3 separate regions of the Mus musculus genome follow, and regions 2 and 3 are each linked to region 1. A link is a loop called in an ENCODE intact Hi-C map of the cell type or tissue named here. Cell type or tissue: heart. All regions are shown on one strand.

Region 1 (8,000 bases):
CAAAAAGTTCAAGGTCATCCATCAGTAGCTCCACAAAAACAAGCTGAAGAATAACCTGGGCTGCACGAGACTCTGTCTCAAAAACAAAGACTGAAAAACTTGTAACAAAGTGTTTTTGTGTTGCTGGGAATAGACTCAAAGGCAGCACTGAAGCAAGTAGTACTCTACCATTGACCCATGTTCCCAGCCCATCCCCCTTTCCCCACTTTTTTGGACAATATATTCCACTGAAAAGGTTGGATACTGTGTGATTCTCATTATGTCACGTTTTGGAAAAGGCCAAACTATGAGACCAATAAAAACATGAGTAACTGCCAGGCGTGGTTGCGCCCACGCCTTTAATCCCAGCACTTGGGAGGCAGAGGCAGGCGGATTTCTGAGTTCGAGGCCAGCCTGGTCTACAAAGTGAGTTCCAGGACAGCCAGGGGTATACAGAGAAACCTTGTCTCAAAAAACCAACCAAACAAAAAAAGGTAAGTAACTGCAGGAGTTTGAGGTTGGTAGGGAGGCGAGCATCAGAGCTGCCGATGTAACTCAGTGTAAGAATGCCAACTCCTCATGAAGGAGGCCCTATATACAAAACAAAATTCTTTATACAAAACAAAAAACATAGCCTGTTTAAAGCAGAGTGAACTGTGTTGTAAATTATGGACTTCAGCTAATAACAATAGAGTGATACTAGTTCCTCAATTGTAGCAAATTACCACACTAAAGCAAAATGGTAAACAAACAAACAAACGTCTATGAAAAGAGGGCATTTCTGTGGTACCCGAATGCTTACTCCTCAGTGTGTCTGAACCTCCAGAAAACAAAGTCTCTGAGGAAGAATAAGAAGAGCTTCGGCATATCCTACTGCATGATTCCGAGACACAAATTCCTCCTCTGATTAGATTCTGATACCTCAGGGTGTGGCCCAGGGATCAGGTGTTGGATTTGGTAAAGGAATTAACTATGGTGAGGAGTTGTAATTCTTTTTTTTTTTTTTAATTTTTTTTTCTTTAAAGATTTTTTTATTTATTTATTTGTTTATTTATTTATTATATGTAAGTACATTGTAGCTGTCTTCAGACACTCCAGAAGAGGGGGTCAGATCTTGTTACGGATGGTTGTGAGCCACCATGTGGTTGCTGGGATTTGAACTCTGCACCTTCGGAAGAGCAGTCGGGTGCTCTAACCCACTGAGCCATCTCACCAGCCCCAGGAATTGTAATTCTTACCACACTCACCAAAGACCCCTCTCTCTTACCAAAGACGAACTAGTTCCCTAGTTCCTTCTTCTGCAACTCTGTCCTCTTTCATTCAGGTTTTTTTGTTCTTGTTTTTGTTTTTTTGTTTTTTGTTTTTTGAGACAGGGTCTCACTCTGTAGCTCTGGTTGGCCTATTCCAGGATGCTCTGGAATTTACCAAGATCAGTCTGCCTGTGCCTCTCAAATGCTTGGGTACCAACATGCCTGACAGTCACCCGGGTTTTTAAGAAAGTCACCCTAGACCATAGAGAAAGAAATTTTGAATTACCGAAGAAAAGAGGGAGAAACTAATCACATAAAAATTAATCTATAAGTGACTTATTTAAGCTGTGTTTCTGTCTCTGGGGTTATCTCTGATGGTTAGCTAACATTGCCATGGTATTTCTATAGATAACATCAAAATGTACCTACAGTGTCCAAATACTCTTTCAAGACTTAGGAATGTCACAAAAATCGGGGTAAATTTCATGCTCTTAGCTGAGAGAATGGGAAAGATCATCCAACCAACAAAAACCCAGTAACACTGGCACTCTGTTTTTTTGTTTTTGTTTTGGTTTTTTTTTAAAGACAGGGTTTCTCTGTATAGCCTTGGCTGCCCTGGAACTCACTTTGTAGATCAGGCTGGCCTTGAACTCAGAAATCCGCCTGCCTCTGCGTCCCAAGTGCTGGGATTAAAGGCATGCACTACCACTGCCCGGCTCTGGCACTCTGGAAATTGAGGTAAGAAGATTGTGAGTTCAAGACCAGTCTGGGCTACATAGTGAAACCTCAGAACAAACAAGCAAAAAAATAATTAATAAGCCGGGCAGTAGTGGCACATACCTTTAATCCCAGCACTTGGGACGCAGAGTCAGGCAGATATCTGAGTTCGAGGCCAGCCTGGTCTACAGAGTGAGCTCCAGGACAGCTGAGGCTATACAGAGAAACCCTGTCTGGAAAAACCAAAAACCAAAACCAAACAAGAAAATTAATAATAAAAAAAAAAACAACAGAAGAACAAACAGGTATATTCCTTGCAGTTAAGAAGAAAATAAAGGCCAAAATCGATGACTATCTTAATAAGATGGCCTTAGGAAGGCGTTTCTGACAAGATGATTGACTTAAACCAAGTCAGAATCTGGGGCGTTAGCATTCAGGAAGTTTCTGAAAACTCTGCCACCTCTTGGATGTATGATTTTGTTCTCAGTTGCTGAACTTCCTTGAGCCTAGCCTGTAAAATTCAGAGGCTGGACATTGGACACTGTAAATGATAGTAATTGTACAGTTTTAATTTTTATTATTTATGAATTTATAAATGCAATATGTCCCGTATGCCACAAGAGAAAAAGAATGCCAACCCTCCTAAGGGACTTTGTAATTTAAAATGGAATGAGGACCCTGCAACCCAGCAAGCATTCCCTTCTTTGAAAACTCGAAAAATGCACGGCTGTTGGCTTTAGGTTTCTATCTTATAAATTGGAGATATTTTTTTGCTGTTGTTTATTTGACATTTATTAGGCCCCCTGTATTGAGGCACAGATATGCCAGGCATGGTCTTAAATATTGAAATATACTCATGGATTTAATTCTTTATTCTCTGACAGCGTCTTTGGGAGAACGGAGTTACTTCCGACCTAGGAGACTGGGCTCCAGAATTTGCAAACATCAGCGGTCAACGCGGTGCCTAGTACAAGGTAAGAGTCGGACACAGCTCTTAAGATGCTGCTGGTGGTGATGATGGTCCATTCTCACCAGCAGCTTTGGAAGAGCTCAGGGTATACAGTCTGTTAGGAGAGGAGTTGGTGAGCAGCCATCACAGTGATGAGACTCGTGCGTGGGTGGAATTCGCGGTTCACCCCCTCCGCACTTTGGGGCCTCCGCCGCTTAAGCGCCCCTTCCAGACCCGCCCGGTGGGACGGTCCGCCTCCCCCTCTCTGCGGACCCACGTAGTTTCTCCTGTTCTCCGCGTAGCCTCAGGTTCCACGCCGCAAGTCACAAAGCGCCGGGTCACGTGGGCGGGCCGGTGCGCTTTGTGACGCAGACGGCCCCGCCCCCGGCCCGCCTATCGGCGCACGCCCAAGCCCCGCCTCGCGTGCGCCGCCCGTGCAGTCCCTGCTTAAGAGACCCCGGAGTGGGGGCGCTCGCCCGAAGCCAGGCCGCGTCCGCCATAGTGCCTGGCGCGGAGGTGTCGTCGGCGCAGGGTGCGGGCCGGAGAGCGCCCGGGGTTGGGGGGGCAGAACAAAAAAAAAATAATAATAATAAAGAGGGAATCCAGCGACGCCCTCGCCGCCGCCCGACCGTTTCCGGGCTTCCCGACGCGGTCGTGGGCTCAGAGGCGACAGGAGCGGGAGCAGCGCGAGGAGCAGCAAGAGGAAGAGTCGGGCAGCCTCGGTGGTGTCCCCGGGGCCAACGAAGCCGCCTTCCGGGGCCCGGGGTGGTGAGGAAGGGCCTCGCGGCCTAGCTGGGCCCCGCACCGGCTTTGTGTCAGGCGGCGGCGGGGGGGAGGCGGAGCCGAACCGGGCGGCCGCTGGAAGGCCTCTCCTCCGCCGACCGCGCGATCTCGGCCTAGGCCGCGGGCCGCTCGTGGCCTCCGGGGAGCAGGCGCCAGGGTGTGTGTGCGGTGGGGGCCTGGGCCTGGGGACGCCGACGCCGGTCGTCCGGAAGCCGGGAGGAGGCGAGAGGCCGCTCGTGGACTCCGGGCCTAGGCCCTCTCCCCGCAACCTTCTCCCGGGGCCTGGGTCACCCCCATCCACGGAGAGAGACTAGCCGGGAGGTGCGGCCGCTATGGACCCCTGACCCCGCGGGGTCATTCGGACTCTAACGTGTGGACTGACCGCTACTGACTGCACCGCCTGCCCCCGTCTCCTGCCGGCCCTTAGCATGAGCGAGTGGGACCCAGCCGGGTGACATTGTGCCGGTTGGCGGATCCTCGATTGCCCCCTTTCCTGTCTTGCTCCTCCCTCATGAAGCGATTCTGAGTACGGGGGGTTCCGGATTATTGTTCTCACGGACCCCCGCTTGTGGTTGGGGGGGTATTTAATCTGAGGCCTTAGGGTCCTTCGTTGTCTTTTGAGTGTTTTGTGTGTGTACATATTTTGCTCTTAAGTTTATAAATATACATATATTGAGAGTGTCCACGTCTCCTCGCTGAACCTTAGGAATCTTTTGCCACAATGTCCTGTGTGCACTATAAATTTTCCTCTAAACTCAACTACGACACCGTCACTTTTGATGGGCTCCATATCTCCCTCTGCGATTTAAAGAAGCAGATTATGGGGAGAGAAAAGCTGAAAGCTGCCGATAGCGATCTGCAGATCACCAACGCACAGACGAAAGAAGGTAAGAGGCACACGGGCCGCAGATATTTATTGGGGGGAGGGGGGGGCGTCAAGGTTGGTATTTTAAGTTTCTTGTTTCAGGCTTGAACTCCATTCTTACCCGTTGTCATACACAGAGTTTCATTGATAGCCAAGGATTGCAGCACCCGACCTTGGAGTTTAACTGGCCTTCTGAATGCTGGGATCTGTCTTACCTAGCAGGCTGGTTTTCAAAATGGGGCCCCACCTCCTCCTTAATTAAAGTTTTTTAAACAGTGGGATTGGGTTGAAAAGAGAAAAGGGTTGCTACCTGAGTCTGTTGGGTGTTTGCCTTGTGGCCTTTCCCTAACTTGTTTTTCCATCAGGAGAGGAAAGCCTGTGTAAGGTTTCCTATTGGTTAAAGCAGCAGTAGATATAACTTGTTGGCTAATCTAGCAGCGTTTTGAAGCTGATAGCAATTGTCCACTGGCCTTTTATTTATTTATACGGGGTTGCTTGTAGAAAAGGTATTTTTGAGGATTTAGTTAGTGCTGGAATTGGTTTTGTATTTAAAAAAATGTTCTGAGGTGAACACTCTGAGGTGTAATTCCAGAATTAGTGATATTTACTCAAAAGTTATATTCTGTAGCCCAGACTGGCCTCCAACCCCAACAACCCCTTTTGAGCTTCCCAAGTGTGGGGAATGCAGGTGTTAGACCACACTTAACTGTTAAGCAGTTCAGAAAAGTTTCAAAGTGCAAGGCCCTGGGCTCTTCATCCGACACCACCAAAATATATGTGTGTGTGTTTTTCTAAAAAGAATGCTACCATGTGTGAATGTAAGTAAGCCACTGGTTATAAAATTTGAGCTCTTCATTTTAAAAGTAATTGGGTCTAGGTCCCATCTGTCTGTCTGTCTCTCTGATAGTTTCTCTGTGTAGTCCTGACTGCCCTGGAACTCGGATCCACCTGCTTCTGCCTCTCTAGTGCTGGGATTAAAGGTGTTGCGCCACCTTGAACTCGGATCTCTTGCCTCTGCCTTTGAGTGCTGAAATCAAAGGGGTGCACCACCACCCCTGAAAACATCATAGTACTGGGACTTGCTGCCTTTGAGTGCTGAAATCAAAGGGGTGCACCACCACCCCTGAAAACATCATAGTACTGGGACTTGAATGGTGGCAATGTCACAGTCTTCTCTGACTCTAAACTTGTTTTGCTTTCTTTTTCTCAGGGTAGTAATGCTCATGGGATGGGCTCTGTTAGACTTCTAACATTCATTGATAGTGTGAGAAGAGAGTTCTAAATGGAGTTGTTTTATTTATGTTATGGTCTTAATTTTTGGCCTTCTCTACTTAGATCAGGCTAGCCTCTGACTCAGATCAGCTTGCCTCTGACTCACAGATCAGCTTGCCTCTGCCTCCTGAGTGCTGGTATCAAAGACATGTTCCACCAAGCTAAATTTGATAAAAGGTGTGGGATAGGGTTTTTGGTGAGGTTTTGGGGTGTGGTCTCATCGCTATAGTCTGTAGTGTGGTAGGTCAACTAAATCTTGTCAGGTAGAAGACCAGTTTTTCATTTGTAGTACAGACATGCAAATTATAATACTAATATTGTCCGCCGGGCGGCGGTGGTGGTGGTGGTGGTGGTGGTGGTGGCGGCGGCAGCAGCAGCGCATGCCTTTAATCCCAGCACTTGGGAGGCAGAGGCAAGCGGATTTCTGAGTTGGAGGCCAGCCTAGTCTACAAAGTGAGTTCCAGGACAGCCAGGGCTACACAGAGAAACCCTGTCTCAGAAAAAAAGAAAAAGAAAAAAAAAAGAATATTGTCTGTTTTCCTTAAGTACCATTTTGATAATTGTATTTTTTGGTAATTTTACTTAGGAAGCGGAAAAGTTGCTTATGATATAAGCAGCTAAGAAATAAACCTTAAGTCCACCAAAGGCAGCCCTTAGTGTTAAAGTTTACTTTATAAAACACATGGCTTTTTAAGAATTTTTGGCTACATTGTTATAAAATGCTTCTTTAGGAATGAGAGGAAAGGTGATATAAATGAAATTAGGGGATGTTGGACACTTAATTATCATCTACACAGGTTTCAATTCATACAGTTGAATCATTTGAAACTAGGCTTTTTCCATCTTGCTGACAACCAACATTTAAAGGCAGCTTTTTGACTGGAGTAAGTTGTGATTCAAAAATTCTTGTCCACAAATTGACATCATGTGACTTTGCATTCTATTTCTAGCTGACGACAATCTGAAACCTAAAATACAGGGAAGGTCTTCACCTCACAGCACACTTTCTTCTCTGTGCTGCCCTTAATTGAAGAGTTGTGAGAGCTTTCTTCTCAGTTAGGGGAGGGTATTGGTAGGGTTCAGAAAGGAGCTGAAGAGATGGCTTAGTCCTTAGAGGATTTATTATTCTTGTAGAAGACCCCATTTGTGTTCCCAGTGCCCACAGGGGAACTCAAAACTCTTAACGTCTGTCCCCTGGGCCCCTGATGATGACTTCTGGCTCCACAGACAGCAGGCATGCTTGTAGGCACAGAAATAGGCCAAGTTTTACAAGGCAGTTGAATAAGAATTCTACTTGGTTTAGACTCATCTAGTGAATTAAAGGTTGCAAAATAAATGGTTAGAATACTTACAATTTTTAAATTGTCTAGAAGTTTAAGTTACTGATGTACCATGTTTCTGTAAAACATTCCTTTAACTATAGAAATCTATCCAGTATCAAGAACCCTGAACTTTTGGTAATTAGACTTAATCCTGCTTGATTCTAGAGTGTTTATTTCACAATGAATTCCAAATGGTCTTTGAAGAAAACTTTTGAAGGCTAGGCTCACCACCAAAAGTACATTGACTTCTATCTGTCCAGGAAATTTCACACTGAACTTGGTTGATTTGGAAGCTGAGTATGAAGGGGTTCTGTTTGTTTTTATCCTTACTCTATCTGTTCCTTAAATTCATCTTGTTTTTCATTCTATCCATGACTTCTCTGTTTTTAGACAAAACATACACTGATAAGCTTTTTTGTTTTTTCTTCCTGGTGTGAAGTTAAGTGCTCTATCACTGAACTAAATTTCCAGCCCCTAATCCTTTTGAATCTAAAGAAACTACTTGTTAAGGATTTATAAGTCAGGGACGCTTGGGCTTAGGAACCCTGTAACCCCAGATACTCTAATTGGCCAGCAGGAACCTTATATCTGAGGGCGTTAGGGCACCTGACCTTACTACTGTAGTACAGTGTGTTGATCAAATTAATTTGTCATTTGTTCTAACTAGATCTTGCTGTATGTAATCTAGGTTAGCCTTGAACTCAATTGCAATCCTCCTGCTTCAGCAGCCTGGGTATTGGAATTACAGGCATGTTATCATTACCCCACCTAACTAATAAGTTGTCTTTGAAAGTTTTGTGAATACACTTGAGGGTTGTTAAACGTAAAGAAACAGCCAAATGTTTGACACTCCTAAGTTTGGG
Region 2 (8,000 bases), 160 kb after region 1:
CCGCTCTTGCCAGGCCCCAGAGCCGCTCGTGGGGAACCTCGGAGTTCCCCGACAGCTCCGGCGAAGTCCTGGACGCGTCAGACAGTTGTCAAGTGGCTGCCTCGTCCGGCAGGCCTAGTTGCTAGGACCTCCATCTTGGGGCTCCCGGGCCACGGCGCCCCCGGAAGGGGTTGCGAGTGGGGCATTCACTTCCGGTCTGGGGCCTGCGGCGGCAGCGGTGGCGGCGGCGGCGGCGGCGGCAGCGGGACGGTGTAGAAAATGGCGCTGGTGCAGCGGCTCGGGCCTGTCCCCGCGGCGCTGCGGAGGGCTTGAGGCTCGCGAGCCTCGTTCCCCGCGCCTCACGCGCTAGTGCACTTTACACACATGAGGTGAGCGGACCGGAGGGGAGGCTCGCTCGGGGGGCCAGGAGCCAGCCTCCGGCGCTGCCGCAGGACCCCCTCGGGCTGATGGGCGGCGGCGCGGGGCAGTCCCCGGGGGGACGCGGGCGTGGGCGGGAGTCCCGGGCGGTCCGGGAAGCTTGGTCCGGCGCGGGCTACGGCTCTGGGCTCGGTCGCCCTGGGCTCGGCGGCCCGCAGCGCTGCAGCCCGCAGCCCCGCCCCTCCCCCACCGCGCGGGCGCTCTGCCGCAGCAGCTCCGTTTTCACGCGCATCCCCTCCCCCCGTTTTTTTTTTTTTTTTGTGTTTGTTTTTGTTTGCTATTTCAGAGAATTGGAAGCTAAAGCTACCAAAGACGTAGAGAGAAATCTTAGCAGGTAAGATGGGCGAGCCTTCGGTCTCCCGCCCCTTTATAATCGTGTGTTTCCACTCTGCTTCGCTCTTCCTGGGTTTACGGACCCCCCCCCCCCAACCTCCACCCCCACCCCCCAACCCCGTGTCATTTGCTTTCGCACTCACGGAACAGACATTCGGGAGAAACGGCCTCAGGGAATATTGCATGGGGGGGGCATTGCAGGGAGACGCGTAATTACGAGTGTGTTCGTTCTTAAAAAGAAAAGCAAAAGGCAGTTCTTGTAAACTTAGTTAAAGCATTCTCACCCTTTTAGAATTTAATTAGGGGACTTGTGCATTAATTACTATTGTAAATGGTTGCAGGCATTGTGTGACTCATGATTGAGGCGGCCCTTATGGCGGGCTGTCAAACTGTTTTGGCTTCCCCGTTATTACTTTGTAGCTAAATTGTTGCCTTTATAAAAAGATACTATGTGTTCACATTTTTTCCTCTCTGTCTCTGCACATTGTAGTCAGGCGGATTCTGTTGCATTGGAAACAGTTTTGTCCTTGAACTTCATGAAGCATAAACTGCGTTTTGTTTTCCTTTGAAACTACATTTTAGTCTGTGTTCAGTGTGTGCTCTTTTTATCAGTTGGGAAAGTAATTAAAAATTGTTACCAGTAAGTGATTATCACTTCTGCTGGGTCTGAGTGCTTTTGCACTGGTAACTGGTAAGCATCAAATACTACCTCAAAAGAGAAGTGGGGTTTTTTTTTGTTTGTTTGTTTGGTTAGGTTTTGTTTGTTTGTTTGTTTTTTTGTCTCCTACCCCGAAGTAATGCATTTCTGGAAAACGTTTAGTTCTATTGAGCTGTAATTTCTAAATTATCAGAGAATTGTACTATACTTGACCCGTTTTCAGATCCACGTTTAAACAGACTTTTCCTTTACCTATTTGTTTTTGCATCATATTTAGACACTCAGAAACTTACAGATTAATACAGTAAAAACAACTTCCATTTGTTTTAGGTCTTAATATGGCTTACGTTTGTTTACTGGAAGTTCTAGGCTTATGTTGGGGTTATTAGCACACTTGTAATTGCACAAGTATTTTTCACCATGTAGAATTAATTGTTCCAAATTTCTGGCTTTTTGATTTTATAAATGTTAATCTGTTGGGGTGACTGTTACAGAATCTGTTCTCTTGGCAAAGAAACAGTATTGGCTTACCCATTAAGGGGTTTTTCTGGAACTCTAAATAATTATGGAATCATTTAAAGGGACCTTAAGAGCTGATACCAGTGGCTAAATGTCAGCTGGATGTTTAAACAAGTTATATTGTGAAAAGCAGGAAAGAAAGAATAAGATACAGAACCGAACGAAATAGATTGAATTATTGAGATGTAATTTTTAGTAATAGTATAGGTTTTGGATCTTTTTCTCCTTTCAATTTTTCTGTGAGGGTACCTAGAATTTAGGTAAACATTGTAACACAAGCATGATTTTCCACTTCATTATGATTGGACAGAACTTGGAATCTCTTCTCTTGGCCTCGTTTGAATTCCAGCTCTGCCACTTAAAATGACCTTGACTCTTGGCAGGTCACTTAGCCTCTGTCTAATCTATGAAACGAGAGGCTTGGGCCATCTTAGTTACTAAGGTCTGTTAGACCCCCTTAGGTCAGTGTCCACAGAGGGCATGTACAATTAGGTGGGAGAGCTCTCATATATACTTAAATAACGGTGGTACAAGGTAGTTGATGGAAGGGTCGAGAGGAGATGTCATTTCATTCTCCTGCTTGAGGAGATTCATTCATAAGATCATTAGGTATGAAAAAGAAATATATAAACAGTTTAAGGCAGAACGTCCAGTGAGGTGGGACCAGTTCTTTTTGTTTAAAGTTAAGGTGCTTTGAGTAGGAGGAAGGTGATTAGATTAGATTAGATTAGATTAGATGGGCACCTGCTTTATTTTTCCCGAGTTTGAAAGTATCACTCTTTATCCATTACTACCCTGCTCAGGAAGTCATGGTTGGTAGTATTCACCCTAGTAAACTGAGTATTTTCTGGGAACCAGTATCATCTGCCTGGTATACCCATCTAAAGACTTTGTATACCTCCTTATTCTTGAGTGTCTGGGTGAACTAGGTGTTCTTAGTTCTTGTGCTTTACATATAAGAGGCTTGAGGTATGTGCTGAGTTTAAAGTCTGACCGTTAGTAATTTCAGGAGCCATCAGTTTTCATGCTGTGTTTAAACTCTTTACTGAAGGTAAGGTGCTGCACTTTGAAAAACTGCAAAATTTCTTTTAGGAAATAGAACCTACAACTGCATGCAGTATGCTTATCTTGGAGTTTCTCACCATGGACACATTTTGGACCAGCTAATTAATTATTTGAAGACTGTCTTTTATAGTGCAGGATGTCCACTGTTACCAGGAGTACCCTCTACTCAGTATTTGTAATGATCAGCATGTTTTCAGTTTCTGAGAAAGGTCCATCGGGAATGGAAGGTAGGGATGTGGATAGCATTGTTGGAGATCTTGGTTCAGGGTTTGAATATGAAAAGTTCTAAATATGTAAATAATTCATCAGGAATCTTTTTGTATCATGGAAGCCCAGCGAACACTAGTGTGTGTGTGTCTAGCTTAGAAGCTCTGTTCTGTGTGGGCCAGAGTTGGGCTGGCATTCTTCTTTTCTGTGGTAAGTAGCAAGTCCTTACCAAGGCAGTGCCAGGTGTCAAACACAGTGGCATGAGGGATGCATTTAGCTAGCTTTTTAAATTAATTGTTGGCCTTTAGAATTGCCTCGTTCTGTCAGTACCATGAACATTCAAGAGAGGGAGCTGTAATGCTTAGATGAGGGTGACTGCCACTGGAGTGGACTAAGGAAGAAAAGACTCAAACCTAGTAAGCACACAGGGATTTTGTGTGCAGAGATAGCAAGCAGTTAACCAGACAGTCTTAAGACATGGTGTGTGGAGGTCTTTTACTCTAAGGCTGAAAACTTATATACATAGTCTAAGGAGCCACTGCCCACCTCCTGGTAGGATAGCACTGTGATAGGAAACTCTTTAAGGCTGGAGATTGTGACCAGGTATAATTGTTGGCAGTAGTTCTCTAGGTGAAAGCTGATAAGGATTTGCATGAAAGTGTTGGTAGAGAAAAGTAAGTATGAGCGGATCCTGGCATTTCAAAGTAGGTTAGTTGTGAGAGGAGTTCACATAGCTAAGATTCTCCATTTAGGATAAAGGAGAGATCGACCCAGTCTCAGAGTAAAATAGAAGTTTGTATGAGGAGAAACAATATTGGTAAAAATTGCCAGTTTAGAGGGGAAACAGAAACCTTCCATTAACTAGTACAATTTAGTTGATGCAAAACAACTTCTAAAAAAATAAGTTTGTCTGTATGAGTGTTTTGCCTGCAGGAATATCAGTGCACACATTGGTCCCAGTGTACAATTGGTACTCATTGGAAGCCAGAAGAGGGTGTCAGATCCTCTGGAAGTGGTGTTACAGGTTGTTTAAACTGCCGTGTGGCTGCTGGAATTTGAACTGCAGCCAGTGCTCTTAACTGAGGAGCCATCCCTCCAGTCCCCAACTGTTGTAATTTTTGAAAGTATTTTTAGAGGCTAAGCTACAAAATTACTGAATATTCAGAGCTGGACCTTAAGGTAGATATCAGCTGGTATCATTTTTTTCAAGTGAGAAAATTCTGATTGAGAGACAGTCTTCAAATGAGAGAGCTGGGATTCCAACAAGCCTTCTCCAATTCAAGTGTTTTTTACTACCCATTAGATAAGATATAACATGTTTCTGCTTTCTTTCCAAAAACAACAATGATGTCAGTTTTTTCATGCACATTCTAATGATTCCTATAATTTAGGTATGTTGTATAAGTAGAAGTTAACATAATTTGTGATACTGATCCCAGCTCCCAAGTCAACTGTTAAATGGCCATTGTACAACAAATATTAAAGATGCTGTAAACCAAATAGCATCTAATGTGGGAAACTTTTGTTTGAACCATGAGTGTCTGGAGCAGAGGCAGTGTCGCAGGAAACCCAGGATAATAGGAGTGGCCAGGGTATACGTCTCTAGATAGGGTTGTCTCTTCTTGCCATCATCCTAATTTTGTTAGACTTTTCTGTTGCTTCCTCTGATGTAGCTTGCAGGATAGGCTTCTTCCTAGCTTAATTTAGAGATTATGTAGCAAATTAGTTGCTATTAAAAAATGCAGGCTGTGAACTTGAAACTGAGAATACTCTGGAAATTTGAATCTAAACATCATAAAAATAGTTTTGAATTTTGGCATATCAAATATATCTGAAAGTATAACTTGAAAGACAAAGTCTTTTGTAGTTTTATTTTATGACAACCCCAGGAATTTTGCCCATGATTGGAAATACTAAAACAGGGTATGTTACATATATGCCATTCAGTCTGAACTAATCTCACTCCAAGGAAAATCCATCTTCTATTTTTCACTTGTGGGCTGAAGAGATGAGTAGGCAGTTAAGAGCTCTTGTTGCACTTGCAGAGGACCCAAGTTCCATTCAAGTTCAGCACCCACATTGGCTGGTTCCCAAGCAGCTGTAACTCCAGTTCTGGGGGATCTGATATCCTCTTTTAGACTCCATGGGTGCTTGCACTCACACATGCACATACAAACATAATTAAAAATAAAGTTAGTCTTAACAAAAAGTCATTTCTAATCTTAAACAAAGCACCAAAACGAGTGTAGCACCGCTTCTTAGGAGTATGTTACTATGTTTGTTTTATCATTTATACCCCAGACCCCAAATACAGAAGTATGTTCATGCAGTACAGAGCCTCTTGTGCATGACGGTCGGCGACCACACATGGAGTGTGTAGCGTCCGTCCCCTCAGGGTGATCCGATCCAGACTTCTTACTCTTTCTGAGGCTTATTCAGCTCTTGCACTTGACGCTGGCCTACTTAGTGTTCCTGCATGTTAGGAAATGCTACGTAGTTTAAACTGAAACTCAGAGTATTATTAAATTTACAAAAATTGCAAATCCACTTTAAATTTGAAGGTGGTGATTGCTACCTTTTAAAGTGTTATTTTGAAGATAGCTTTCTTATTGATGGACATAAAAGTTGTTTTCAACCTTGATTAGTGATGCTCAAATAAACTTGGTAAGAAAATGAAACATTGGTTATGTTTGTAATGTGTATTCTGGCTTTGTGTTTGTTTTGCTTTTGAGACATTCTTACTATATTAGCTTGACCTGAAATTTGGGATTCTCCTGCCTTACAGTTCCCAGCTCAGAGATTATGAACTGCGACACCATGCCTGCTGTTTAAGCTAGTTTGGTCTTGTGGCTCTAGATAAGGCAATTATGCTGAGTTATAAGGAACCACAGGTGAAAAGAAGTACTTTGAAAAATTGAATATGTGTTTAAACAAAACAAAGCATAAAATCAACCCAGAACCTAACGGGATAAGGTATTTATCAGACTTTCAAAGATTTGGTGTGTGTTAGAGTGGCTGTCAGAAGAGTTAAACTGAGATTGAAGAGAGTAAAATGGACCTGAGGCAGGCTTTCTTTTAGTTTTAAAAGGATGGCCACAAACATAAATATAGTTAACAGTCCTATTTAAGACATCTTACTTGAAGCATCTTTTGCATCCTGTTTTGAGTTGGCTAGGCAGCAGAAATCCTAGCATTTCCTTTCTTGTAACCAGGGAGAAACATTTGCATTTTCGGCAGTAAGGCAGTAGTGTTAGATCACAATGACTCAGCTTCCCATTTTAAAGGAATGTTCAAAACCAATTGAAACCTAGTTGAAAAACGTTTATACTTTGAACCTTAAAAAATATTTTCTGCCAACAGCAGTTGATTGGATTTTGTATAATAACAAACAAGCCTGAGCCAGCCCACTTGTTTTGCTGCTCTTGCTAATGAATTGTAAGTCTGATAGCATTTACTGGGTAGTGTGCTGCAGTGATGCTGGGTGTTTTTTATACTGATGTGTTTTGTTGACTTTAGCCCCTTCTTTCTCCTGTGTCTCTGTTCCCCAAGAAACACATTTGTGGGCTAGCAGAAGGAAAGCTGGTGCTGCCTGCTGCCTAAATATACACTGATCTTAAGAGCATTGTAGCATGCCTGTTGTTAACTGCTGTAACAGAAGGGTGCAAGAGAAATGCATTCTCGCTGAATCCTCAAGCAGGTGTGAGGTGTGTACATGAGACTTAGTGGGAATGTGGCAGGTTGCTTGCTCATTTGGCTCTTTTGGGTCCCTTCTCCAGTGGGGTGCACCTCAGCTCTTCTGAGGTAGAAGCAATGGGGACCCAAATTCAAGGTTATCTTTAGCTACATACAGGTTCAAGGTCACCTGCTTGATGAGACCTTGTCACAAAAAGTATAAAAATGGAAAGGGACATGTGAATATTCTTGGTATTCCTGTAGGTTAGTATTTCAGGCCACAGTTGTAAGGCAACTACTGGAAACTTGTTCCTCAGTGACTATGAAACCAGAGCTTAAACTGTTCAGTACTGTCCTGCTTTTCATCTATTCTCAAATTCCTCTGAAGGGCCTCCCCCCATCACCGAGTCCCTACTGACTGGTCTTGAACTCACTCACTGTCCCTGCCTGAGTGTTGAGACTATGGGCACAGACTCAGCTTTTTAGTAATATCTTTATTAAGATCAAATCTCCATGCATGTGAAGTGTGTGACCTGTACATTCATCACCTCTGATTTCAGAGTGAGTTTATGCTCATATTCCAAACACCAACTATTTAGCAGTCACTGGTCATTTAGCCTGCCTTCCAGCTCCTGCCCTTCACTGATTGATTTTCTGTTTTGAGCATTTCTTTTTTTTTTTTTTTTTTTTTCTGAGGCAGGTTTTCTCTGTATAACCCTGGCTGTCCTGGAACTCATTTTGTAGACCAGGCTGGCCTCGAACTCAGAAATTCGCCTGCCTCTGCCTCCCAAGTGCTGGGATTAAAGGCGTGCGCCACATAACTATGGAATCATGCAATAGAATTCTTTAGTGTTTGTGTCTATCTTACTGTATTTTCAAGCTTTACTTGTATTGATTCATTGTAAGCACTTCATTCCTTTTAATGGGTGAAAGATCCCATCCCACTGCACAGATTTGCCATCTTGCATTTGCATAAATATGTGATTTATTTTTGTTTGTATTGCCAGGAATTGAACCCAGTGCTTCAAATAAATGCCAAGTGTGTGCTGCACTACTAAGCCATACTTCAGCACTGTGCTACTTTATTTATCTCCGAATCATTTAGTAGGCATTTCAGTTGTTTTCACTG
Region 3 (8,000 bases), 400 kb after region 1:
TACCACACCCTTACAGCTCTGTAATAGCTGCAGCTTCCCCTGGCATCCAGCAATAAAGACTTTCAAACAGAGTCAAAGGTCAGGGCCAGAATTACTGTCCCAGTATGAATCACTACCACTCCATCCTGTTCATATTTTCCCAAACTTAATTCCGCAGCACCAGGCAATGCAGGACAAGCTGGAGTCCCAGAATTGACAATTTTGACAGGTCATCTGTCCTGGGATGGGAGTCACACACAGACCCTGGGAATCCAAGACTCATAGGAAAGACTCTCCCGGTGCTCAAATAGCCAACACGAGCAGGTAAAGAGGACGTTTGAAGATAGAAAGCAGGTAGCGCATGGCCTCAAGACGGTGCCCATCCAAGACATCAAGGATCTTCTAAGGACATGGAGACTGAGAGAAGTGAAGAGCATGAAAGGTTATCTATCGGCCAGGTGTGGTAAGAGAGGCTTATGGGAATTCCAGGAAGAGGTTAACATATAAGAAACATAGGCCTCCTGTGGGAACTGAAAGTGGGCAAGTCTGGCCAGAATGTAAAACTAGGAAGAGAGACTAAGGAGAAGCAGGGGCCCACAAAACCCTAACCAGCTTTCAAGGCAGAAAGCTCTCAAGACTTTGCATAAAACCAGCAACTTTCCCTTGTCCCACACAGGACGAAACCTAATCAATAACAAATCTAACAAAGGCATTGTGGCAGCCACTAAGTTTTGATTCTGCCATGCATATCTGCAAGGAGTACAAGACTCACAAGAAAATTATCACTTCTCATCATATTTCTTGTTCATGCCATTAGGATTACTCGCCTTGACCCTAGTCTTTCTCTAACTCTACACGCAACAAAAAACTAGGCATGTGTGGGTTTAAGGGGCAGGGACTGAGTCTGGATAGAGGATACCAAGATTACATGATGGAGGGATTTTTCTTCCCTTCTATTTTTCTTTTTAGAAATTCAATAACAAAACTTAGCAAAAGGTTGGGGGAAATGAAACATTGTAAAAAGCAAATTTAGAAAACCCAAGAGGAAGTAAAAGTATTTTCGTACACATAAAAAAAGAAGTGTCTCACGTGCTTCAACCAAACCAAACTGTCCTTAACTGCTAAGGGAGGAGGGTAACAGCAAGAGCTGTGAAAAACCCATCTATCTTCGTGCAGAATAACCAGCAAATTGGTTCGGCAAAGCTATCCGCCCTGCAAGACCTTGAAATATTTGTTCCAGATAGCACAGCACATGACAACAGCCTCCTGAAAGCTCTAAAAACCGCAAATCGTTCCTGTTCTACAGCCTACTCATCTACTGTCCCTCCTGTATTCTTTCATTAAAAAAAAAAAAAATCAGTTTCTTGTCAAGCACTCACTCAGTGTCAGAAAATACCACATCCAAGGTGAGATGAGAAAAGGCATCCTTTTCGCTTTCCAAACCTCTAGACCTCAAGAACTCACAGCAAACTCCCAAAAGCCTGGATTTTGAGACTGCAGTTCTCGATTCCTTCACAGAGGGGAGGGGGGCTGAACTTAACTGGGCAAGCCACAGTAGCCTAACACCCCTTAGGTTCCCAGTGACCAGCAAGCTCTTCTAGGAGGAAGGCTGCAACAGCGGATCAGCGGGGAGAGCCTGAGAACACCGGCCCCAAAGCTGCGCGCCTGGCACTGCGAGAGGCACACAAGTTTACGGAGTTTTCGCACCAGGCGGCGAGCTCCGGCTGGCGGGGACAGGGAGGAGTAAAGACCCTCGTGAGTCTCCCGAGGACGATGCTCCTCCGGCCAGGACAATGGGCAGCGCCCAAGCCGTAGCTAGGCGCAGACCCCCGCCCCGCGGGGCCCAAGGCCGGGCCGCGCCCGGCTCTCCCCGCTCCCCGGCTCCTCGCGCGCAGGACCGGCCCGCCCCCCGCGCGCCCCCCGCCGGCGCGACCCGCGCACTCGCCTGCCGACAGTCTGATTGGCCAGCTGCTTCATGCGGTTGAATTGCTTCTTCATGGCGGCGGCGGCGGTGGCGGCGCGGCAGGCGGGCGGAGGAGAACTGGGGACCGTCTGGCGGGTCCTACCTACATCGCTTCCCGGCCCCGGAGGCGGTGACGGAGGCTACAATTCGGCCCCGCCCCTCGCCGCGTCACTTCCAGCGTCGCCGCCCGCCCCTACCACGAGTTGGGCCGAGCCTAGCCGAAAGAGGCCGAAACCAGAGAGGTGGAACAGGTGCGGACGGACCCAACATGGGCGGAGTTAAGTGGTTCAGGGCGGGGACCAATGAGGCCGCGCCGAGGTGGGTAGAGCCGAGCCGAACAGGGTCGAAACTAGATAGGTGGAGCCGAGCTTGGTCCGGCCGAAACCGGAGAAGTCAGGCGTAGCTGGACGGAGCAGAGCTGGGCGAACTTGAGTGGAGCCGAACCAATCGGTGAGCGGAGAGGAATGGAGTTGAGCCAATCGGAGACGGACGAGAGTGGCTCTGCTAAGAAGAGCGGAGACTACCCCAGCCCGGCACCTGGACACAGCGGTTCTGAATTAGAGCTGGGCAGGATGGGCCGAGCAGAGCCAAACTTAGCTACCTACTCTAGTGGTGACAACTAGAACGCAAGTGAGCCTCGCAGATCCTGGTCCGGTCCGGCAAGGCGGAACACAGGGATGGGGTCTTGTCCAGTCGGACCCGGAGTCAGGCCAGCCCGGGAAGGGGTTTGGGGGGAGAAGAGTCCGGCCAAGCCGAGCGGAATAGTAGTCCTAGACGAGTGATGCCCGGTCAAGTGAAGGCGAACTGAAACGAGCTGAGGTTAAGCTGAGCGAGTGGACCTAACCTATAGCGGCGGGTCAGACCAGGGTTTATCCTAACCTAGCAGGAGTGAGCTGAAGCAGATCTATAGGGTGAACCAGCTCCGCGCCCTCAGTACTTGAACTGGTCCATGGGAAAGGCCAAAAGAGTAGGGTCAATCAGATGAGGACCCCCAGACTCCCCAGCCAAAGGAGACTGGCCTTCCCTAGGCCCCTGCACTGATGGGCCTCTGAGTCCCCGCTGCCATAAATGACCGCGAGGTTCTGATTCCCAGCCCTACAGTAACAGGCTGGGGAACTTGGTGGGATCATTTCGCATTGCTGAGCCCTTTCGTCCAACTGAGCCAAGTTAGTTTTATGACCCGCAGCCATGTCCTCCTGACTTGGCAGCCTTGGCTCCACACAACATTCCCTGTGCCCCGTGGGCTAAGGCATCCTTTACAGGCTGTGCGATGGTTTAAAGTGTCAACGTGACAGAATCTAGAATCACCTTGGAAACAAATCTCTGTGTGTGTCTGTGAAGAAGTTTCTACATCAGGTTAATTGACGTGGGAAGATCCACTCTAAATGTGGGCCACAGCATTCCATCATCTGTGGCCCCAGACCGCAGAAAACTAGCTGAGTTAGGAGCTTTCGTCTCCTTCTGCTTTCTGAACGTGGAGGCAGTGTGGTCTTCCTGCGAGCTGCCTCAAAAAACTGTCTATTGCAGTGCCTTCCCCATCATGGTAAACATCCCTTCCTAGAACTGGAAGCTGGTTTAAATCCTTCCTCCCTCACATTGCTTCTTGTCCTGCATTTTCTTAAAACAGAGAGCAAAATAACTAATGCAGGATGCATCTTGAGCTCAAAGAACAAGAAAATTAAAAATCTGTAGCGATTACAACACAAGTGTGGACCCTCAAGTCAGGCAGCAAACTGCAAGTCACCAACATTAATTACAACAGGAAGTGTTGAAATAAGGCTTTGTTTTGGTTTGGGTTTTTGTTTTGTTTTGTTTTGTTTTGTTTTTGAGGAGTCTCATAGCTGAGAATGGCCTTAAATTACTGATCCTCCTGCCTCCACCGGCCAAATGCTAGAATTACAGGCTTGTGGCACCCCGTCCAACAAGATTTATTAAAGCAAGACAGACAGGACTTCAAGACCATTTGCCAAACCTGAGTCAGCCATTGAGTCACTACATTCAGATGCTACCATGAAACTAGACAGTGGCGACATAGGCCTGAAAACCCAGCTACTCAGGAGGCTGACACAGAAGGATCACAAATTCCAGGTCAGCCTGGGCTACAGAAAGCAGTAAAAGAACAATGCAGAACAGATGTTGTCATCCTATCAGGGAACACTGTACAGACTTCATTCAGTTCCTGTACCAGTCATGCGCTAGCTTACCAAGTGGATGGCGTGGATTTTAATGTCAATTCGGTCACAACATGGACAAGTCAAAGTTTTAAGACGTGAGTGTGGAGCTGATCCTTATGGAGTGTTGCTCAGACTTGCCGGGTAGAAGGAAGAGCTAGTAGGTGGAAAGTGGCGTCTACCACCATAAAGAACTTAAACAGGACAGAAGCCAGGGAACTGTCAACCATCAAGTTCAATTGTCAACCACTGGCATCCAGAAAACCTCAGTGACACTGAACCAAAGACAGAAGAGTTAGAAATCATGTTTCAGCCAAGTGGCTCAGGAATTAAAGTCACCAATCTCTAAACCTCAGACCATGCTAAACACCAGTCTAGAGCGCAAGATGGGTTCTAGCTGCCAAACTTCACAAACTGACTTCCATCCCTGGGACTCGCATGGTAGAAGCAGAGACCTGACTGCAGCAAGTTATTCTCTAACCTACTCTCATCACACACATCCACACCCACCACATACATACACACACACACACACACACACTTAATTTTTTAAAACTGGCCTACCTACAAACAAAAAGAAGAGTCAAGCCCCAAAATTGAAGAACTTGAAGATGCAGTTAAAGATTTAAGTAAATTATTCCCTATAGAAAGTAACATAGAGTTTGACATAGGAAGAATGTGTCTCTGTTTCCATTCAAAAGAAACAAAGTCTTAGATGTAGACCTTTGAAAGTACAGGCTTGTGCAGTAGACCAAAGTGATTCCGTGGAAGAAGAAGGGAAATCTGAAAAGCCTAAGGGAAGTTCAGAGTTTCCAAAGGAATTCAATGCATACACCAAAGAAAACAAGAACACTTATAGCATAGGATGAGAAAAGATTCCTCGAATCCACAGATGAACTTCCTGGAAAAGATGGAACACCTTGGGGAACAACAGAGCAGGGTAAGCCTGTGGCTAACCCTAAAATGCTACATGTTGTCACAGAACTATGTGTCAACATAGTGTGTCTAACGTGTCAAACCACTGAGTCTCAGCCACATGTTAGAAAGACCTGCTTAAGGAGAAAGAGCAACATCAGTGAAAACTCCTGAACCTAAAAAGCAGTGTAAGATGTCCCTGCTTCAGTTTTTAAGAGACGGGCAGGGGTTAATTTAAAAAACCAACACAGGCAAACAACTACCTTCCCTATTCCCAATTCTTTTCAGGGAAAATTCAAGAAGCAGCTCAGTTGGTAGAGTGCTTGCCAAGTATCCCTGGGGCTCTGGGCTCAATCCTCAGCACTGTACAAATTGGCTATAGTAATACAGATCCAACAATTGGAAGGTAGAAAGAGAAGGGTTGTGAATTCAGAGTTACTCTTGGCTATATACAGAATTAGAAAGCAGCCTGAACTATATGAGACCCTTTCTCAAAAAAAAAAAATTCACAAAACAAAGTAGAACAGATCAAAATTCAGCTACATAAAAAAAAAGACAAGACTCAAACACATTCTGATGTTTTTCAAGTAGAAAATGTCCAGTATCTGGATATAGAAACTAACGTAAAAGGAAGAAAAGAACAATCATTTGATTGTTCAAGTAGGACACTCCACTTGCAAATGAAGAGAATGTGTCTCTGATTGAGCACAGCCTGAGCAGCAAGAACTTAGCTCATCAGACACCAAACAGGAGCAGGAACTTCCCAGGCTCTAAAACTGTGAGCAACAAACTTGCCATTTAAGAACCACCAAGTGCAGTGATTGTAGTAGAATGAGGAGGCCATGTTCCAGCTCCTGCAAGCAGGAGAACTCAGCAGCTTCAGTCCTGAGTCTCTTACTTGATTGTCCAGAGGAGGAGACTACTGGAACAATTGATGCTGGTTAGCTGAAGCTAAGAAATTAGTGGTGACAAAGAAGAGACCAACATCACTGAGGTGAAATCTTCTGGGTAGTGTTTTCTGAGAGCACAAAGGAGCTGTATTCCAGAGATAGCCAACCAAGGTTGTACCTTATGCTGCAGCTGGACTTGGTAATGTGTAAGAATCACTCAGGTGGCACTGGTTTCGAAAGCATGAAGGGGTTATGAAGAACAGCTGAGGCTCGGCACTGTGAGAGGCTATGGAAGGCCATTGGTGAAAGTGCAGCTTCAGTTGCAGCTTATGGCCCTGGATTGAAGGGGTCATGCAAAGGAGTTGAGGCTTGGCACCATGAAGAGAGCCTATGAGAGGTTATTGGTGAAGACTAGTTGTAGTGGAAGACCCCAATATTGTAGAAGCCAGTACCATGGGATGATCACCAAGAACAGCAGCAGCAGTAGAGTGGGTCAAACTGTGTTTAGGGCAGAGCTGGAAAAGTGATGGCAGCCCTTTGGAGGAGCCCAGAAGATCATGTATGGATCCCAGACATTGGAACAAGAACTATGAAGTTGACTTGGAGCCCCCAAGATATTAAAGATGCCGGAGCAGGGGGATATCTGTTGAGGAAAGCAACAACACTCCTTGCTGCAAACAAGGAGTGGAACCAGCCCAGGAGAAAGCAGGCAACACAGGTGAAAAAGGAGTTAGAGATCTGAACACTGCTTTGACATCAGCCACGGAGATGCAGAGTATGGAGTTTGCCCAGCTGGTTCCCTATCTTGCTTTGGGAATTACTGTTAATTTATTGGTTGAATCTCAGAAGAGACTTAGAACTTTGGACTTTTAATGTTGTTGAAACTACTATAGACTATGGGGACTTTGAAAGTTGGACAAAATGTATTTTGCATTATGCTATGTTTAGGTATGGCCCCCATAGATTCATATGTTTGAACAAGCCTATGGGGGCCAGGGAATGGAATGTTATGGTTTGTATATGCTCAGTCCAGTGAGTGGCACTATTAGAAAGTGTGGCCCTTTTGGAGTAGGTGTGTCACTCCGTGTGTGGGCTATAAGACCATCCCCCTAGCTGCCTGAAATTTAGTCTTCCATTAGCAGCCATAAGATGAAGAGGTAGTTCTCTCAGACCTTTCTTACCATACATGCATAGATGCTGCCATGTTCTTGCCTTGATGATACTGGACTGAATCTCTGCACTTGCAAGCCAGCCCCAATTAAATGTTCTTTAGAAGAAAAAAAAAAAACCTCACCAAATGTATGCTCGTGTGGCTGCCCAGATTTTGGCCAGTTTTGCTGACTTTTGTGCCTTGTTTATAATTTTATTAATATTTTTTTAAATGTGCAAATGAAAGCATCATGCACAAAGATTAATCAGACCCAAAGTTTAAAACTTGATGAACTTTCATACAGTTAGAGTTGGCATTCCAAATAAAACTTGGGACTGCATACCACTCTAATGGCAGGGGTGCATGGCCAAAGAAGTGATTCGTTGCATTAGAATCCCATAGACAACTTATAATCATGTTGGGTCACCTGGAAGCTCCAGAAAACATGAATGGTTACCACTAAGTCACTGAAGGGATCTCTGATGATAGCAACAGGAGTACCTGTCGATTTTATTTTGGAGAAAGTCTAGAGCTTTTTGTTGGAGGGTCTTATTCAAGGCAGTCCGAGTTGTTCAGGTACCCTGAGTAGCCTGACCCTTCCAAGATAAAGCTAATTGTGACTGAAGGGTCATTCAGAGAGGCAGATCATTATGGGATGACATCCCATACAACCTGTTGTTGACATATTTGTTACCTATGGACACCCGCAGGGGGTGTAGAATGAGTGCCACATGAAGATGCTAAGCCTGTGAGTTGCTTTGCAGAGGACTACTTCAGGGAAAGATGTGTTATTTCCCTGTGATGGTTAGCGTTAAATGCCAGCTTGGCAGAATCTAGAGTTTCTTGGGAGATGGGCTCCTGAGGATGCCTATAGATCATTCTCCTGATAATATTATTTGAAGGAGGAATACCCATGCACTATGGGTGGCACT

Evidence for each region. Peaks named below come from ENCODE experiments on the same cell type or tissue, not always from the same donor. Only the 100,000 strongest peaks of a DNase experiment are listed, where the experiment ranks them.
Region 2: a loop joins it to region 1, with 2.5 times the contacts of the local background. A loop is called at or near these places in 4 of 42 quality-filtered maps.
Region 3: it touches region 1 in a loop (2.5-fold over the local background); 2 of 42 quality-filtered maps call a loop at or near these places.

What each region holds. Positions count from the first base shown.
Region 1 is chr7:122,966,563-122,974,562 of GRCm38, forward strand. Rbbp6 (retinoblastoma binding protein 6, ubiquitin ligase) reads left to right here and starts at 4,002. Exons shown (of 18, transcript NM_011247.2): 1 at 4,002-4,565. The coding sequence starts at 4,400. 4930413G21Rik (RIKEN cDNA 4930413G21 gene) reads right to left here and starts at 3,897. Exons shown (of 1, transcript NR_045614.1): 1 at 2,496-3,897. In heart, a CTCF peak has its summit at 3,360; DNase peaks (open chromatin) are centred at 3,299 and 3,849; H3K4me3 peaks cover 4,809 bases; H3K27ac peaks cover 2,490 bases.
Region 2 is chr7:123,123,965-123,131,964 of GRCm38, forward strand. Tnrc6a (trinucleotide repeat containing 6a) reads left to right here. Exons shown (of 24, transcript NM_144925.3): 1 at 1-368; 2 at 704-751. The coding sequence starts at 364. Among named protein-coding and RNA genes, the nearest start is that of Tnrc6a, 4.1 kb to the left of the region's middle. In heart, CTCF peaks have their summits at 3,546 and 4,223 (motif pointing right); a DNase peak (open chromatin) is centred at 167; H3K4me3 peaks cover 2,213 bases; H3K27ac peaks cover 1,307 bases.
Region 3 is chr7:123,367,830-123,375,829 of GRCm38, forward strand. It overlaps Arhgap17 (Rho GTPase activating protein 17), which reads right to left and starts at 2,086. Exons shown (of 20, transcript NM_144529.2): 1 at 1,925-2,086. The coding sequence starts at 1,977. In heart, CTCF peaks have their summits at 2,555 and 3,819; a DNase peak (open chromatin) is centred at 2,162; H3K4me3 peaks cover 2,653 bases; H3K27ac peaks cover 2,236 bases.